2 separate regions of the Homo sapiens genome follow, and region 1 is linked to region 2. Evidence: chromatin loops called from intact Hi-C (ENCODE). Cell type or tissue: HepG2. All regions are shown on one strand.

Region 1 (2,500 bases), 340 kb before region 2:
TCCAAAATCATGTGATCTCTCACTACTTTGTCTACAGCACTTTTAGTTCTATTGAGATATATCATATCCTACGATTTGTTACAGTCATTGTATATTTTTCTTATACAAAACAACAGAGATAATGCATATTAGACTGTATATTAATATGTATTGTATATTAAATGTATATTGATATGTATATTAGATATGTATACTTACCTATTGAATAACACTGTCTTTAACAATCATTGTAGGTTACAACCAGGCACTCCCTAAGAACTTGGAATTAAGAGAACAAATGTCTCCTGAGAACTAAGGGGCAAGATTAATGTATGTATAGTGGAAATGGGTGAGATGGGCAGTAATTGGAAGGGGAGAGGCTCCCAGTTCTCCCTTGCACAAGCTGCTCCCTCTGTCTGCAACCTCCATCCCCCTTAACCCCTTCAGGTCTCATGTCAGGGGTTGCATCTTGAGGGAAGCCTTCTCTGATCTCCCTGCTAGGTCAAATCCCCCATTATGACATCTAGACCTCTCCTTAGCACTTATCACATTATATTTAACATTGATATGTGCAATTAACTACTGTCTGCTTCCTTTACCAGACCATACGCTCCATGACTGAAGGAACTGGTACTGTTTTTATTTATCACTGTCATCTCAGTACCTAGCACAGTGCCTGGAATATAGTAGGTTCTAGAATTTCTGGAATGAATGAACGAATTAAAAAAGAAAATGTATATCTAGAGGAGGAAGGGTTGGTGAGCCATCGAGGCAAAAAATTAAAAAAAGCAAAAGCAAAGCTTCCAAGCACTCTTAAAGAGAAAAATAAGCTAAACTGTACTCTCTATTGAATTCTACAATTATATTTCCCATTTATACTACTTACACACACATGCACACGCATTTATTTATTTAGCCCTTTCCCATCAGTAATTATTACACTTCTGCCCCTTGTCAAATCACTCCATTCCCGCACAGCAATGGTGGGCAGGGCCTCCTTTTGCTTTTACTCATCTTTGTTTCCCCAGGAGTTTCTAATTTCCCTTAAATGATGTGTATCAGGATGGTTGCTCTGGACTTCCCACGACCCTCAACTCTTCTAAGAAAATGTGGCTTTGAATTCCCCATACAAAAATTATGTATTTTCCCCCGAAGAGTTATGTTTGTATGTGTAGAGCGCCCCCAAAGAGATAAATCTTGGCTTCAGCGAGTCACATTCCTGCCTTGTGGTTTCCATTTTCAGTCTGTCTGTGTCACAGCCCCGGACAGAAGCCACTGAGGGGAGAGGTGGACCTCCTCAATCTCCTGCTTCCTCAGTAAGAGTTTTCCTCTGGACAGTACTTAGGCATTTTCTCAGGCTCCCCGCCAGAGAGCGCCGCCAGGTCCTCGGAACCACCTCGCGCACTTTAGCTGGGCGCGCGACCCGCGCAACCAGTGAGAACCCCGCTCCCGCCCTAGGCTTTCTGTGGTGGAAAAAGCGCGCGCGCGGACGAGCAGGTTAGGCGATAGAGGTCACGTGGGCCAGCTGTGGCCAATGGGGAGCGCACATGGCGACGCGGCCGGCGGCGGCGCGCGCGTAGCTCGCCTCGGGCTCCTGGCGGGAGCGGGAGTTAGGGAGGCCGGGTTCCCGAATTACACACACCAGCGTTATTTATTCTATCAGTCTTTGGTTACTCTATCTGGCGTTCTCGACGCCGTAATAACAAGTTCGTGCCCCCTCACACCGCCCCCTCATTCCGCACATCCCTCATTTCTTCAGTGGTATCATAAAGATGAAGGGGAGAAACGCGCTGCTGCCTGAACAGAAAGGCAACCCAGGTGTCCTGGGCCAGAAGTGGGAGGACATGGGAGACAGCACTTTATTGGAAGATCCCTGGTTTCTAATTGTTTGGCAGGCGTTGAAAGCACATTGGTGGCCCACCAGACTACCAGTCACTAATGAGATTTGACATATAACTCGCGTATGGTAAAACGGGAGTTCTAGGCATGAAAACAAGCATGTACGTTAGCTAGTGGGTTGTTAACTCTAAATCAAGGGCAGCAGCGTTAGTAACTTCACCTGCCTCTTCTTTTGAAGTGAAACTGTAATTAGGAAAGCATTTGAGGCAAAAGTAGCAACGCCCACAGAACGCCTCGGAAGACAGCGATCAGCTTCACAAGGAATCTGAGGATCAGGAGGTAGAGTGTGAAAACATACTGGAAAGAGTTTACAATAAAACATAAAATCTTAGAATAGTGGCGACGATTGCACAACGTTGTGAGTATACTAAAACCCTCTGTCCGTACACTTTAAAAGGGTGAACTTTATGTTAAGTGAATTACGTCTCTTAAAAAAAATTACAAGTTCCTAGAAGGTGTTCATAGGTGACACAATCTCAGACTTTGGGGAATAATTGTTGTTGACAACGGAATTAACAAATGAAGATTCAGGCGGAGCGCGGTGGCTCACGCCTGTAATCCCAGCACTTTGGGAGACCGAGGCGGGCAGATCACGAGGTCAGGAGATCAAGACCATCCTGGC
Region 2 (2,500 bases):
GACTTAGAGGCACAGGAAGGCTCTGGGCACGGAGAGATGGATGTCAGAGGAGGTTCTGTGGGAGAAATGAATAGAACCCAGGCCCAGTTTGATGGCAGAACCACAGGGTGGAAGAGTAAGCTGGGCTGGTTGGAGGAGAGCCTAGAATGCCCAGTGAAAAATGTCTGAATGTCACCCAGCGGCCTGCAGGGAACTCTGATGACCCCCAAGCTGGTAGGAGACAAAATCAGAGCAGGCTCTAGGACACTGGGGCCTGGTGGAGGTGAGTGTGAGGGGAGGAGGAGGCTCATCCAGGAAATATTTGCCTAGTTCTGCCACCTAATAATAGCTGTGTGACCTTAGGCAGGTTACTTAACCTCAATGTGCCTCAGTCTCCTCATCTCTAAAATGGGAATAAGAAGTACCTGCCTCCCGGAAAGGTATGAGGATTAAATGGGCCAATGCAAGCAAAGTGCCTAGAACAGTTTGGAATGTAGTAAGTATTATCTATACGTGTCTGTTGCTTTTTTCTAAGACGGGGTCTTGCTCTATGGCCCAGGCTGGAGTGCAGTGGTGGGGTCATAGCTCACTGTGGCCTCAACCTCCCGGGCTCAAGCAATCCTTCCAGGTAGCTGCCACCATGTCTGGCTATTTTTTTTTTTTTGGTAGAGATAGGATCTCGCTATGTTACTCTGGCTGGTCTCAAACTCTTGGGCTCAAGCAATCCTCCTGCCTCAGTCTCCCAGAGTGTTGGGATTACAGGCGTGAGCCACTGCACCCAGCCTTAGTTGCTATTTTTCAAAATTACTACTACTATTATTACTGCCACCATAAGTCCATGCGAGAGGTCATGAGGACTTGGGGGTATTGGGACAGGTGCTGAGCTATGGTGAGAACAGCGCTGTCAAGAAGTGACCACGCCTCTTGGGCCCTGGGCGTGGCTATAGAGGTTCGAGAGAGGGAGGGGTTGGGGTGACCAGGTAGACACAGAAGGAAGGCGCTGGATTTGGGGCACAGGTGGGAAGTTCACGTGGGAGGTCTGGCAAGCTGTGCAGGTAGAAACTGAGGGCCTGGGCGAGATGGTGAGAGAGCCCGGGAGAGAAGACCAGAGCACCCTCTTTAGCACTGGAGGACGCCCCCTCCACGGGGTTACCCAGATGGTGAGGTGCTCACGGACACATTCATGGGAAAACAGCTTAAGTAGGCAAGCTGTTAAGATGAGGGCAAAATGGCAGCCCCAGTGCTGCACTGTGCCTCAGTTTCCCAATCTCTCCCTTGAGGGTGTTGAACTATCGGAATGGACAGCATCTCAAACTTTTGCTCCAACATAGCCCTCCCAGCTGGGGAGAATGAACCCGGAGTCCTGAGAGTAACCAAAGATTTGGCCACAAGCATGTTTCTTCTAAGCTTTCTATGTTATCTTTAAATTAGCCTGTATTCCACATTTCCACTCTCTGATATAACTGCTTTAATGTTAAAGCAATGTTCTGTTCTCAGATCCCTGTTTACCCTGAGGTTTCATGCTCCCAGCCTCAGCCTCTCCAGCCCCGCCACGGTGAATCCCATGCAGGGGGCCAGCGCCACCTAGGGGCCAGCCGAGGAGCTGCCCCTCCACTAAGTCACCTCCCTTCTTCTTGGTGGTCAGGCGGGGACAGGACAGGTCTGGAATCTGCCCTCCTGCGCACATTAGGTGGGGTGGGTGGGGGCACTGAGGGGCTCCTAGGGGCCAGGAGCTGTGCTGGCTCTGGGGATGCAGCAGTAAGTGCAACACAACCCCCACCCTGAGGACTTCAAGGTCTTTGAGGGGTTGAATAGTGTCACAAAACAGAAAATAGCCAGAAGGAACCCCAGGAGCACTGACAAGTGTCCACTCCAGGCTCTGGGGTGGGGCGGGTGTGCAGGTGGACACAACTTCCTGGAGGAGGAACACCCACAGGGAGGCTCCGTGGACCAATAGCTCCTACCCAGGAGAAGACAAGAGGGAGTCTCAGGTGGAGGCACCCATATGAATCGAGCCCTGGAGGCTGAGACAGCACGGAGGTTCAGAGAGCCTCAGGTGGCAGGACGGGGATGAATGTGGGAATGGGCAGAGGGAAGGGGCAGGGGCCAGCTCCTAGGGGCCTCCAAAGGCATGTGATGTGTGTTTTTATTTACATGCACAGCCAGGCGTGGTGGCTCACACCTGAAATCCCAGCACTTTGCAAGGCCGAGGCGGGTGCATCACCTGAGCTCAGGAGTTGGAGGCCAGACTGGGCAACATGGCAAAAACCCATCTCTACCAAAAATGCAAAAAAAAAAAAAAATCGCCAGGGTGGTGGTGTGTGCCTGTGGTCCCAGCTACTTGGGAGACTGAGGTGGGAGGATAGCTAGAGCCTGGAAGTAGAGGTGGAGGTTGCAGTAAGCCGAGATTGTGCCACTGCACTCCAGCCTGGGTGAGAATGAGACTCCATCTTAAAAAAAAAAAAAAAGCACGCATACACAGATTGCGGGTGGCTGGCTGGGGAAACAGCATCCCAAATGA

What was found. Peaks named below come from ENCODE experiments on the same cell type or tissue, not always from the same donor. Only the 100,000 strongest peaks of a DNase experiment are listed, where the experiment ranks them.
Region 1: it touches region 2 in a loop (13-fold over the local background); 40 of 110 quality-filtered maps call a loop at or near these places.

What each region holds. Positions count from the first base shown.
Region 1 is chr6:36,421,952-36,424,451 of GRCh38, forward strand. All of the region lies in intron 3 of PXT1 (peroxisomal testis enriched protein 1), which reads right to left. Among named protein-coding and RNA genes, the nearest start is that of PXT1, 20 kb to the right of the region's middle. In HepG2, a CTCF peak has its summit at 1,343 (motif pointing right); a DNase peak (open chromatin) is centred at 1,450; H3K4me3 peaks cover 1,593 bases; H3K27me3 peaks cover 446 bases.
Region 2 is chr6:36,757,786-36,760,285 of GRCh38, forward strand. The region is part of intron 12 of CPNE5 (copine 5); the gene reads right to left. Among named protein-coding and RNA genes, the nearest start is that of RAB44, 61 kb to the left of the region's middle. RefSeq lists enhancers at 1,462-1,651, 1,487-2,455. In HepG2, a CTCF peak has its summit at 1,564 (motif pointing left); a DNase peak (open chromatin) is centred at 1,566; H3K27me3 peaks cover 1,322 bases.